Regions from separate parts of the Homo sapiens genome. Here regions 2 and 3 are each linked to region 1. Evidence: chromatin loops called from intact Hi-C (ENCODE). Cell type or tissue: endothelial cell of umbilical vein. All regions are shown on one strand.

What was found. A loop is a pair of places that touch in the nucleus more often than their neighbours do. Peaks named below come from ENCODE experiments on the same cell type or tissue, not always from the same donor. Only the 100,000 strongest peaks of a DNase experiment are listed, where the experiment ranks them.
Region 2: it touches region 1 in a loop (4-fold over the local background); 4 of 110 quality-filtered maps call a loop at or near these places.
Region 3: a loop joins it to region 1, with 2.7 times the contacts of the local background. A loop is called at or near these places in 2 of 110 quality-filtered maps.

Annotation. Positions count from the first base shown.
Region 1 is chr15:62,163,185-62,167,184 of GRCh38, forward strand. C2CD4B (C2 calcium dependent domain containing 4B) reads right to left here and starts at 2,101. Exons shown (of 2, transcript NM_001007595.3): 1 at 2,011-2,101; 2 at 351-1,840. The coding sequence starts at 1,800. The coding sequence ends at 706. LOC124903502 (a long non-coding RNA gene) reads left to right here and starts at 2,229. Exons shown (of 2, transcript XR_007064669.1): 1 at 2,229-2,988; 2 at 3,106-3,410. RefSeq lists enhancers at 1,552-2,151, 2,152-2,751. In endothelial cell of umbilical vein, no CTCF peak of the experiment used is centred here; DNase peaks (open chromatin) are centred at 417, 987, 2,107 and 2,947; H3K4me3 peaks cover 2,468 bases; H3K27ac peaks cover 3,345 bases.
Region 2 is chr15:62,069,573-62,073,572 of GRCh38, forward strand. It overlaps C2CD4A (C2 calcium dependent domain containing 4A), which reads left to right. Exons shown (of 2, transcript NM_207322.3): 2 at 1-1,345. Among named protein-coding and RNA genes, the nearest start is that of C2CD4A, 4.6 kb to the left of the region's middle. In endothelial cell of umbilical vein, a CTCF peak has its summit at 2,358 (motif pointing left); a DNase peak (open chromatin) is centred at 2,299.
Region 3 is chr15:62,304,733-62,308,732 of GRCh38, forward strand. It overlaps MIR8067 (microRNA 8067), which reads right to left and starts at 2; the gene lies at 1-2. In endothelial cell of umbilical vein, a CTCF peak has its summit at 2,356 (motif pointing left); a DNase peak (open chromatin) is centred at 2,329; H3K27me3 peaks cover 181 bases.

The DNA.
Region 1 (4,000 bases):
ATAGCTAGGTGAGAAAATGCCACAAAAAGTATCATCTTGTTTACAGAGGCAAGAAAGATTTCTAAGATTTCCTAGGTAAGGAAGAGAGAGACCCCAGGAATAGCTATTCCCTAGATAACCCATCTATTGGAAGGTCCTCCACTTCCCTGTTTTCCTCACCAATTTTTGAAAAACTCACTTCCAAAAGAAAACTTTCTACAAAAAAATTTTCTTCCCACCAGGGTATATACATCCTTATAATACAAGTGTCTCACTCTGATGTGTGCGCGTGCGCAAACACAAATTAGGATATTACCTATGCCGCATCAATATGTAAAGCTGTGTATATGAATCGTAACGTTGGGCATGACTCTGAATGAATAACTTGCTTTATTAAAAAAAAACTGTAACATTGATAGAAAACCGGAAGGAATTAAAAACAATGCAGATGGGTGTACTTCCTTTCTCTCCCAGTCCCAAGCCAACCCATTTTTCCTTGGAATGCAAAAATGGTCTGGAAAGAGATATGGGGGTCCTGTGAACAGAACAGGGAGTCATTATCTTTTTCTTCTTTACCAATAGACGATGACAAATGTGGATGGTGAGGAAGTAAAACGTCAATAAAGCAGTATCATAAATAAAAAAATAAATAACGTTTATTCTGTACCACGCGGCTGTCAGTGTCCGGAGTCTCCAGGGCAGAGCGCCCCGGGGAGGGCTGGGCCCTCAGAGCAGCAGGAGGGCGCCCAGGGACAGCTCACCCTGGCCCAGCAGGCGGCCCCGATCCCGGCCGCGACCCTCATCCCGGGCCTTGACGCGAACGGCCAGGCGGCGCACCTCGTCTTCCGAGAGGCCGTCGAAGCAAAAGTCCTGGTCAAAGGAGGCCTTGCGGCTGCGCCCCACCACAGCGCTGCATTGCCAACGCGCAGTGCCCGGCGGCCGCAGGACGAGGCTGAGGCGGCAGCGGACGGCGCGGGGCCCGGGGGCGCCTCCGAACAGGCTCTCCGCGCGGAGCAGCCGGAGGCGGAGACGCCGGGTTCCCGGACAGTACTCAGCAGCCAGGCGCAGGGCGTCGCCGGCGCGGCCCAGAGCCACGGTGCCCTTGGCCTCCAGGCGCTCAGGAAGCGGGGCCCTGGATGACAGCGGGCTCGAGGAGGGGGCCCGGGCCGGGGACTCGGATCCCGCGCGGCGCTCCTCGTCCTCGTTCCCGCTGGAGACGGAGCGGACGCGGGCCAGGCGGCGACTCCTTCCAGCCCGCAGCGCGCGACTCAGCAGCCCGTCGGGGACGCGCAGGAGGCGGCAGCGGCGGGGCCCCGCAGCGAGCGCGTCCTGGGGCAGGCGGGGACCGCCGGGGGCCGCGGGGGTGGCCGGGCCCGGACCTCGCGGGCCGCACAGGGTCCCCAGGGGGGCGTCCGGGCCTCCGCCGCCGCCGCAGCTGTGGGCCCGGGGCCGGGGCGCGGGCGGGCCCCCGAGCAGGAGCGACTCCTTGCGGCGCGTGTGCGGGCTCTCGAGCAGCGCGCAGAAGCCGTAGGTGGTGCGCACACGGGGCAGGTGCGGCAGTGACAGCGCTGCCTGCGAGCGCGGGTCCCAGTCCGTGCGGCCGGCGTCCTCGTCTGCCGCGCGGGGCCACAGGTCGCTTTCAGCGGCGCAGCGCCGGGGCACGGCGGCGGCCCGGATTGGAGACTCGAGCGTGCAAGGGGCCGGCAGCCGCGGCGGGATGCAGAATTCGGGGATGCGATTCGGCGTGAGCACTTTGGCGAAGGCGGGCTTCGGCGCGGAGCTGCCTGCGGCCGAGGAACAGAGTTTCTCGAGGAGCCGCATCCTTGGAGGCTGGGGCTAGGAGTGGCGGGAAGAGGTGCGCCTGCGGGGGAGAGAAGCTGCTGAGTTTGGGCGCCTGGAGCTGCTGCAGCCCCTCGACGCGGCTGGATCCCTCCCCCAGACCCTGTAAACGTCCCCCACGTGTTTAAGACCCCAGACCAGTTCCAGCCTTCCTCTCCCCTGCACCCACAACAAATCAGCCCCGCTTCAGACCTTTCTCTCTTCTTCAGTGTCTCTGGATCTGGTTGCAAGCTCAGTGCCAGTGGCCTCTAGCCCGCTGCCGAGGCGCCACCTTCAGTACTGCGGCCAGGAGAGTGGCGCTCCCCTCTTATACCGTAGGCTGAGTCCCGCCCAGCCGCCAGCGGCCCAACCCGGAGGTGCTGCACAGCCCGCCTTCCCGCCACCCTCTCCCACGACGCCGGGAGGTCTGCATGCACTGGGCGCTCAGGTCTGCGCGAAGCTGTCGCGGGAGCAGGCACCTTGTGGTCAGCTCTGGGACCCGCATTTGCAGTGAGTGCGTGGAGCCCCAGGCAAGGCCTGGGAAAGGTTGCAGGTGAAGAGAGGGCACCCTGTCGTCCTGCCAAGGAAAAATTGGCGGCTGAAAATGTTTCTGGCTTCTTGGAGAAGGTGAGGCTGGACGAGGAAACAGGAAGTTAATTTGGCTAGGAGATAAACCGTCACTCACCCTGCATGTAACCTGGACGTGACCTGCACGTCCTGGGAGCTTCTGTTTTCCTGTCCCCACGCACTCGCAGCGTGCAGACCAATATGGTTTCCAGTTATTTATATACTTATTTACTGTCTGTCTCCCTCTGCTAGACTGTGCTCTTTTTGATAGCATAGGCCCTGGCTCAGTCCATGCCCTAAGTACTGGTGAAGTGGGTAAATTAATCGTTGAGAAAATTTCTGATCGCTTCTTGGTCTTTTGGCTAAGATCAAGTGGAGAAAGCCTCTGAATGGCTGCAGGCTCTGCCTGTCATCTTGATAGTTACAAAACATGGGGCTTCTGGCTCCTGCCCTAAAATAACACTTGACGTTTTTAAAACTACCCCTTTTTTTTTGCTCTAGCACGGAGGTATCCAGTTAGAAAGCACCTTCCCGAAATATAGATTCCTTCTTTCCACCCCCGACCTTCATTTTCTGAGATGTGAAGACTGAAATCCCAGAGGGACCTGAGGAAATTCCAGAAAGGTTAAAAAGAGCCAGTTAATGGCAGAAGCTGGAACTAGCAATTTCCTGTTTCTTTGGCTTTGCATGTGATGCTTCCTGTGATCTGAAATGCCTTTTCTCTGCTTTTTCTTTATATAGGAATTCCTGTTTATTTTCTGTAATTCAGCCCACGCATCGTCCCTTTCAGGTGCCTTCACCCACCCAGCCGCCGCGGAACTCCCCTGCTCCAGTTCCTCAGTCCCTCCTCATTTCCTTCCTACATCTAGGGGCCACCATTGTTGCGGTTCGCATGCTGCTTTGGAATTTTCGGTTTACAGTTTTGTCTCCCCCTAATAGCCTTGTGGGTTTTCAGTGGGCAAGGACTGGGGCAGCTCAACCAGAAGGGGATTTCGGGAGTCTATTATGAATAAATGAAAAATAAAAGTCCTAAGATCAAGAACTGGGATTGCCTCCATCCCGGTTGCCTTATCCAGGCTACAAGCCTGGCTGTCTTATTCGTCTCTACGTAATTCTAGCACCCAGGATACAATGCCAGGCAAATAGTAAGGGCTTAGTAAATATTTGATGAATTGTATTGAATTGATACTGATCTGCAGGTCTTATGACTGTCAGGTGCTATCAACCACATATCTCTCTACGTAATTTGATTTCTTTCTCACAGAAAACCAATAAGGAAGACATTTTTTCTGTTTCCCAGATGAGAAACTGAGGGACTTGTCTAGGGTCATTCAAGCTATGATCATAGCGTACATAGAGCCTAAGTCCTAGCTTTTTGGCTAATTTCTTCTAATTCATTCCGTCTTTCCTTTCTTCCTTTTTTCTGTTCTTCCATCCTTCCTCCATCTATTCACTCAGTTCAATATAATGCAGAGTCTACTGTGTGATTTGTATCGCCCTTTACACCCAGAATGTTAATTCTTACAGCATCTCAGTCTACTGTTAAGTAGTATTTTCCACTATACTTGCTTTGGAATAAGCCCCACTATTTTTAAATCCTTAAAGGTGAAAAGAGTAAGTGTTTCTCTGGGCTAAT
Region 2 (4,000 bases), 94 kb before region 1:
ACCCTGTCTGCAAATAATAATAATAATAATAAATAGTTTTACAAGCGTTAATTTATGTTTTAACCCCCAAAAGGAGGCACTGCTATGCCCATTTTACAGATGAGGATATTGAGGCACAGAATAAAGAGCAGAGCCAGAATTTGAACCTAGACAATCAGCATTTCACTCATTACTCTTATGTAGGTAATACCACAGTGTCTAAAGGGCTCGCTATTAAAGTTGCGAGTATTGTGCAACTTCTCTCTGAAACTGTTGACACTGAAGTTCGTGTCTACTTGTATTCCTCATCCTGCTTTTGGTGAAAAAACAAATTGCTTGAAATGAATAATTTATTATCTCATGCTAATAACTTCAGGCATTGAGATGAGCTGATGGGTCTAAAGCTCTGAGGAGGAAGCTAACCGGCCTCAGAATCATAGAAATGGGTGCCAGCCTTGTTGTAACCAGGTGAGTTTATCTGCTGGAACAGGCAGTGGAGAGTGTACAGATAGCATGGTTTTACCTCTGGCTTCTGATAATAATTCCAGATTTAACAATCCTGTTTTAGAGGACGATTTTCCCTCATCCCTTGAATTCACTGCCAGCAGGGCATTTTTTTCTTTTTTTTATGCAAATAGGAAAATGCATCCTAAATGAGGGTTTAAAAAATTGAAAATATTTAAATATACAGGATGGTGTTAAATATGACTCCATTATCAATCTGGATTCAGAAATGGTTTCTGCTTTATTTTATTTCATTTTATCTTTTAGAAACAAGGCGTCACTCTGTCACCCAGGCTGGAGTGCAGTGGTGTGATCATAGCTCACTGCAGCCTCTACCTCCTGACACAAGCTGTCATCCCGCTTTGGCTTCTCAAAGTGCTAGGATTATAGGCGTGAGCCACCATGCCCGACCAGTTTCTGCTTTTATTAAAATTGTTCACAGTTTTATACATTCATGTTCATTAAAAATGCTATTTAGAAAAGAGTTTGATAAAATAAATATTATACAAAATTCGAAGAAAAAAGAAAAGAGTTTCTGTTTCAGTCACAAATTAGGGTTATTGTGATGTGTATTTATGATGACCATTGAACAAATGTGAAGAATACTGTGAATTCTATGACTTTATCAAAATCAGCCACATCCAGGAGCTTGCAGTTGTTGACCAAATGAATGATGACATAGAGTAGTTCAGATCTATCATGTGCTCTTCTATCTAATCAGTCAATATTTCCTTGGCCCTCAAGCCAACATTCATTTTTTATGTATAACCTTCTTCATGATTTTGAAATTTTGATAGGGTAACTGCTAATGAGTTCACAAATGTAGCACTTTAAAAGGAAAATAAATGGAGAGTGAAAACAACTTGGCTACGTATAATTGTGGGTTTTAATTTTTCTGTTTTTAAAATAAAAAATGGCATTGATAGTTTCAATAGCCCAAGTTTTTATTCCAGAAGATGTTGCAATAACTGTTGTCACTAGATTATATACATGTCATTTTATTAAGTAGATTTTTTTTCGTGAAAGTAAATCAGTGCATTTGAGGGATCTAAATTTTTTATGAAATAGTGGTGGTGATTTCCAAACAGAATCACCATTAATGGCAAGTTATGGTTGATCAAATAACCTGAGTCTAATCAAAAAGGTTTTAAAGGGGCTGAGATAGAATCATAAATGATAAAATCATAAAATTTTAGAGTTGAAAAGAACTTTAATAATCATTTTGTGCCGGGTGCGGTGGCTCATGCCTGTAATCCCAGCACTTTGGGAGGCCGAGGCAGGCCGATCACAAGGTCAAGAGTTTGAGACCAGCCTGACCAACATAGTGAAACCCTGTCTCTACTAAAAATGCAAAAAAATTAGCCGGGTGTGGTGGTGCACACCTGTAATCCCAGCTACTCGGGAGGCTGAAGCAGGAGAATCACTTGAACCCAGGAGGTGGAGGTTGCAGTGAGCCAAGATCGCGCCACTGCACCCCAGCCTGGACAACAAAGCGAAACTGTCTCAATAAATAAATAAACAAATAAATAAGTAAATATTTAAAAATAATCATTTTGTGCAAATCTATATCATAGAAGTGGACCAGAGAAGCAAATTTTAGATTGCCCCAAATCACACAGTCAGTAAAAAGAGCTGAGACTAGAACCAATTTGATTTTCATTTTGCTCTTCAATCTAATGGCTCTTTGACTACTAATTCCAGGAAAAGAGAAACACTGTACATCACTAATCTAATCTAATGTTTTTGCATTCAAGAAATCTTACTTGCAATACAAATGTTTGGGATAACATTAGCCTTTCTGGGGCAAATTTAAATTTCATTTACACTTTACTGCCCTCTAGTGGATCCCTCAAGTGTTTTGTCAATTGGCTCTACCCCTATTATTAGATATTAGACCATTTCAACTAAAGGTCAATCTAATGCCAGGACCCTATTTTCTTGAAGACCTTTGCTAATATTAGATTGTAGTGAAGATTCACATTGCAAAGTAACTTAATACACCTATCTGAGAGCACAAGGTGGCAAAAATATTTTAGATTTAAATAAAGAGGGGAAAACTTTTTCCTTTAATAATGAAGTTGGGAGTGTGTGGCAATAGCATGTTGGTTACAGAAAACTGCTTTTAATAGTTCTCATGTTTCTTCTCATCAAGCTTTAGTACTCACATCTTCTCCATAAATGATATGGCATGATCTTGCTTCTTTGTGGTTTAAATATCTTTTCTTTGAACATATTCAAAGAAAAGCCCTACACAATAAACAGAATATGCCGGTTTAAATAGCATCAGTTGAGTAAAAATTTTAACACTGCATTGTCAGCTGGTTTTACAAAGATAATGTATTCTAACCTAAAATGCTAGCTTCAGTATGGCTCAAATATTCCCAGATGATAATTTCTTTGAATCTGATTTTCTTTTATACACACCTCAACAATTCACATTCTCCCCATATCCATCCCCAGCACTTAGTTTAACCATGGCATTTAAGAAACTGTTCTGCCTCCAGGCTTTTGAGTTCACAGAAAAAACAGATGCACGACAGCCCATGGTGTTTTGAAACCCAAGTTTTACTATTCTGTACATTCACGTAGCAAAATCCCATCAAATTAATGTCATAGACATTATAAGCCCATAATAAAATTCTTAGCTAAGAATTCTCCATAGCCCTACTGATTCTGCCTTCTATTACTGTAGATTAGTTCAATCTGTAGAATTTTATATACATGGAAAAATTAAGTATATATTCTTTTTGGGGGAATCTGGCTCCTTTCACTCAGCATTATTGAGATATATCCATGTTGTTGCCTATATCAATAGTTCATTCTTTATATTGCTGACTGGATGACTATCAAATGTCTAAACCCCAATTATTTTATCCCTTTATCTGTAACTGTTTTCCTTGCACTCATTATTTGTTTCTTTTTTCCCTTCTCCTCTTTTTCTGATTTCTCTGGTTTTAATTGAACATTTCATAGGATTTTACTTTATCCTCTTTCTTAGCATATCAATCATAGTTCTTTTTAAAATTTCTTTAGTGTTTGCCCTAGTGTTTGCATTATGCATTTGCAAGTAATCTAAATCCCTTTCAACTAACACTATACCAAGCTTGTCCAATCTGCAGTCCGTGGACGGCATGCGGCCCAGGATGGCTTTGAATACGGCCCAACACAAATTTGTAAACTTTCTTAAAACATTATACGATTTTTTTTTTGCTTTTTTTTTTTAGCTCATCAGCTATTGTTAGTATATTTTTTGTGGGGCCCAAGACATTCTTCTTCTAATGTGGCCCATGTCAAAAGATTGGGTACCCCTGCACTATATACTGCTTCATGGGCAGGTAGCTATATTATAATAGGGTATTCCCAATTCCTCCCTCCCTTCCCTTAACACATTGTAATTTATTTAATTTATCTGTTCTTTGGTGTCTGTCATTCATTTGGAAAAACTTTCATCCATTTTTACTTCATTTGCTTCATTCTCTCTTTCTTTTCCTCTCAATCACTCATATGTTACATCTTT
Region 3 (4,000 bases), 140 kb after region 1:
AAGGATAGTAGGGCAAGTTTTAAGACATCAGAGGAAACCAACAGACAAATCCAGAATAAGGGACATTCCATAATGTGTAAGACAATTGAAGCATGGTCTCTTCAAAGAGTCTTTTTTTTTTTACAAAGAACTGTTGGCCAGGTGCGGCGGCTCACGCCTGTAATACCAGAATTTTGGGAGGCCAAGACGGGTGGATCACGAAGTCAGGAGTTCAAGACCAGCTGGGCCAAGATGCTGAAACCCTGTGTCTACTAAAAACACAAAAATTAGCTGGGCGTGGTGGCAGATGCCTGTAATCCCAGCTACTTGGGAGGCTGAGGCAGGAGAATCGCTTGAACCCGGGAGGCGGAGGTTGCAGTCAGCTGAGATCACACCACTGCACTCCAGCCTGGATGACAGAGCAAGACTGTCTTAAAAAAACAAAAAACAAAAAAACAAAAAACTCTCCTATATTAAAAGAGACTAAAGAGATGTGGCAACCAATGAACCAATGCATGAGTTTTAATTGGATGCTAGTTTCAGAGGGAAAACATCTTTAAGAGATATTTTGGGAACACACAGGTAGACAAAGCAAATGTGGCAAAATATTAGCAACTGTTGAATCTTCCTGTTGGAAATATGCATGTTTATTATACTATTCTTGTATGTTGACAATTTTTATGAATAACTTTTTAAAATCTCATTTGAAGACAGACAAAAAATAACTCCAGAGCCAATATATCCTGCTGGGCAGAAATATCAAGAAAATATCTTTGGTCAGCCAGTATGCTAGCCTCTACTTCTGTCACATTTTCTAAGTCCTCTTCCAGGTATTATTACCTTCTTGTCGGTAACATCCTTCCTGGAACCCCAGGGATAAGCAATGATGTGACCACTGATCCTCCTTTCCCTCCCACCTCTTTGAGAACTTCAGACAATTTAAAAAGAATAAATGGTGACTGAACATAGATAACCCTCTGGGAGAGAATTCTACAGAGTTCTCTCCGACCTCATAATGCAGCGTTCTAGTTGAGAATCCACAAGGTGAAATTTCCATATTCAGCACACATTCCTTGTCCTGTCCAACCTTTGGCTCATAACTTGTTACTTTTCATGTATTTGTGTATTTGCCCCCCTTACCAACCTCCATGAGACGGGAATTCATCTTTAGATCGCCGATAGGGCCGGGGGCAGTGGCTCGCGCCTGTAATCCCAGCACTTTGGGAGGCCAAGGTGGGTGGATCACCTGAGGTCAGTATTTAGAGATCAGCCTGGCCAACATGGTGAAACCCCATCTCTACTAAAAATACAAAAATTAGCTGGGTGTGGTGGCACGTGCCTGTAATCTCAGCTACTCAGGAGGCTGAGGCAGGAGAATTGCTTGAACCTGGGAGGCGGAGGTTGCAGTAAGCCGAGATCGTGCCACTGTACTACAGCCTGGGTGACAGGGCGAGACTTCGTCTCAATCAATCAATCAATAACTATAGCATGTAGCATATGTACTGTACACAAAGTAGGTGTAAATATTTCTACTGAATGAGTGAATGAATGAGTGAATGAATGAATGGATGAAATTCTGAAGTTCGGGGAGGACTTACCCAGGAAGAACACAGTGGGCAACACAGAAGGAGCTGATACAAAGAAGCAGAGAGATTTTTCTGAAGATATCTGAAGGTACCGTCTATGTACACATAGATCTTAGAATCGGGAACCAAAGGACACTGAGAGCCCTTGGAAACCATTAACCTTTCTTGCCCGCCCGCAGCACAGCTGGTGTAAGCTCTTTCGACTCAGTGAGAAATATCCCTTTCTTAGCTTTGAGGACAATGCTTGTTTTTCCCATTCATTAAAATGCATACACCTGCAAAAATCAATTTTTTTTTGATGATGGTGCAGTCAGGATCGGAACACCATTAAACTGTTCCTGCTGCTGCTAATTAGAATTAACTCATTAGCACAGAGGGCTAAGCTGGAGGTGCCAACAGCTCAGCTTCCTGCTTCACCTCTCTCTCTGCTGACAGACCAGGAAGGAAATGAAATATACTTAGTTGAAACGATCTAGTGGCTTCGCAGGAAACGGGTCTTGCCAGATTTCAGGGCCTTCTGCTCTTCACTGACCTGGAAGAAAAGAGTTCCACTCATGAATTCTAAGGAAATTTATCCTCAAAATGGGAACTTGGAAGAGACAACCAGAAAACACCAGTACTTATAACGCTCTTTGGAAGACGTCACTCATCTGGGTCAGGCGCAGTCGTTCTAGCTTAACTCATGTACACTGGTAACCTAGTGCTCCCAGGCCTTGCGGAGCAGTCCTGCACAAGGCCCTTAGGAGACGGAGGTTACAGGAAAGGCCGGCAGCTTTATTTTGTAAGACTAGCAGAGCCACCTTGTGGTTGCTTTAGAAAATTGTGTTTGAGACTGCGGTCTCAAACACTAGAAACAGCATTAAATGATGACCCCAGAGGCAGGAGACGCAAAAAGGAGGAAAGCAGCCAGTATTACCAAGGAAACTTGGAAGCAGAGATAGTAGCATTAAAAAAATTAGTTCTGTTGACAACTATGTTTAAGCAATTTTGAGTTAAAGTTAAAACAACTTCCTCCTCAGACCCTCTAAGATGTTCTCATTGATTGTGAAGCTCTAACAGCAGTATATTCAGCAGTATTTTAAGGATTAGTATGTGTGATCTGAATTTGATAAACACTCTTTAGAGCCACATGGTGAATTACACAAAAATCACACCTGTCAGTACATGAAAATGTTCCTCCATTATTAGAGAAATCTAGTTACTAGAAAACAGTAATGTTCTTTGATGACACTAGCCTGGAAGGCTCAAGTGTGGATTCTTTCAGCTGTACAGTTCCTTCAGGTGTATTTGATCTAATTCAAGCAGGGCATTCCCTTCCAACACTCCTGAAAGATGGTCACACAGGCAGTGGCTGACAATGCCGCGGGCCCCAGCATGTTTGGAGCTCATCAATGTGAAGTGACTCATTCCCTCTGTGTTCAACTCTGTAGGAATTTCTTATATTGGGCTGAAGTCAGCCTCTATGCCTTACATGAATTGGTCTTAGTTCTGCTATTTGAAGCTCCACAGAGTGACTAATCTTTTTCCTTCATGACAATCTTTCAGGAATTTGAAGAGTTGTTATGTCATCTCATCTCAAAATCATCTCCAAGGAAAGCTACCCCAGCATTTTCTATCACCTATAATAGTACCTGGATGTGGTTTTCAGACTCTTCAACCTCCTGGTTACCCTCCTAAAAGCACTTCCTCTGCCTCAGTGTCCCACTTAAAAAGTGTGTGACTTGGAATTGGATACAGCACTTCAGAGCAATGGGCAGTGGGACTACCCCGATATTATATACACAGAGAAAATATTTAATGAACTCTATAATTTTATCAAGGTGTTGAGCTTTTTGAGCACCAACATCTTGAGTAAAAAAAAAAAATCTTTTTACATAGTTGCTAAGCCAGGATTCCCACATTCTCTATGTTTGTACGTACATTGTTTTTTATAACATAAATGTCACACTTCATTCAGTCCTACTTAATTCAATTGGTGGTAACCCATCACTTTAGCTTCTGGAGATATTCTTCCCAACCACTGATTTATCTATTTGTTCACCCTTCCATTCATTCAATAAAGATTTATTGAACAGCTTTTATGTATTAATCATTTCTTAGGCTCTGGGGATTCAAAGACAGTGTCTGTTGCAAAGGAGCTTACTACCATCTAGTAAGAGAGCATTGGTAATTGTTTCTATAATGTCACTGGGTCCTATAGTTGTCACTGGAAACCTTTCTCCAAAATTAGACTGACCCACACCACAACTGTTTAGTTGGGGTACTTCTAGCAGATAAAACTTTATCTGAAGTTATCATGAGAAATTTATCAGTTGTCTTGCTGAAAACAAGATTAGGCCTACACTATTAAACCAGTAAAATGTTGCCGGGCACGGTGGCTCATGCCTGCAATCCCAGCACTTTGGGATCACGAGGTCAGGAGATTGAGATCATCC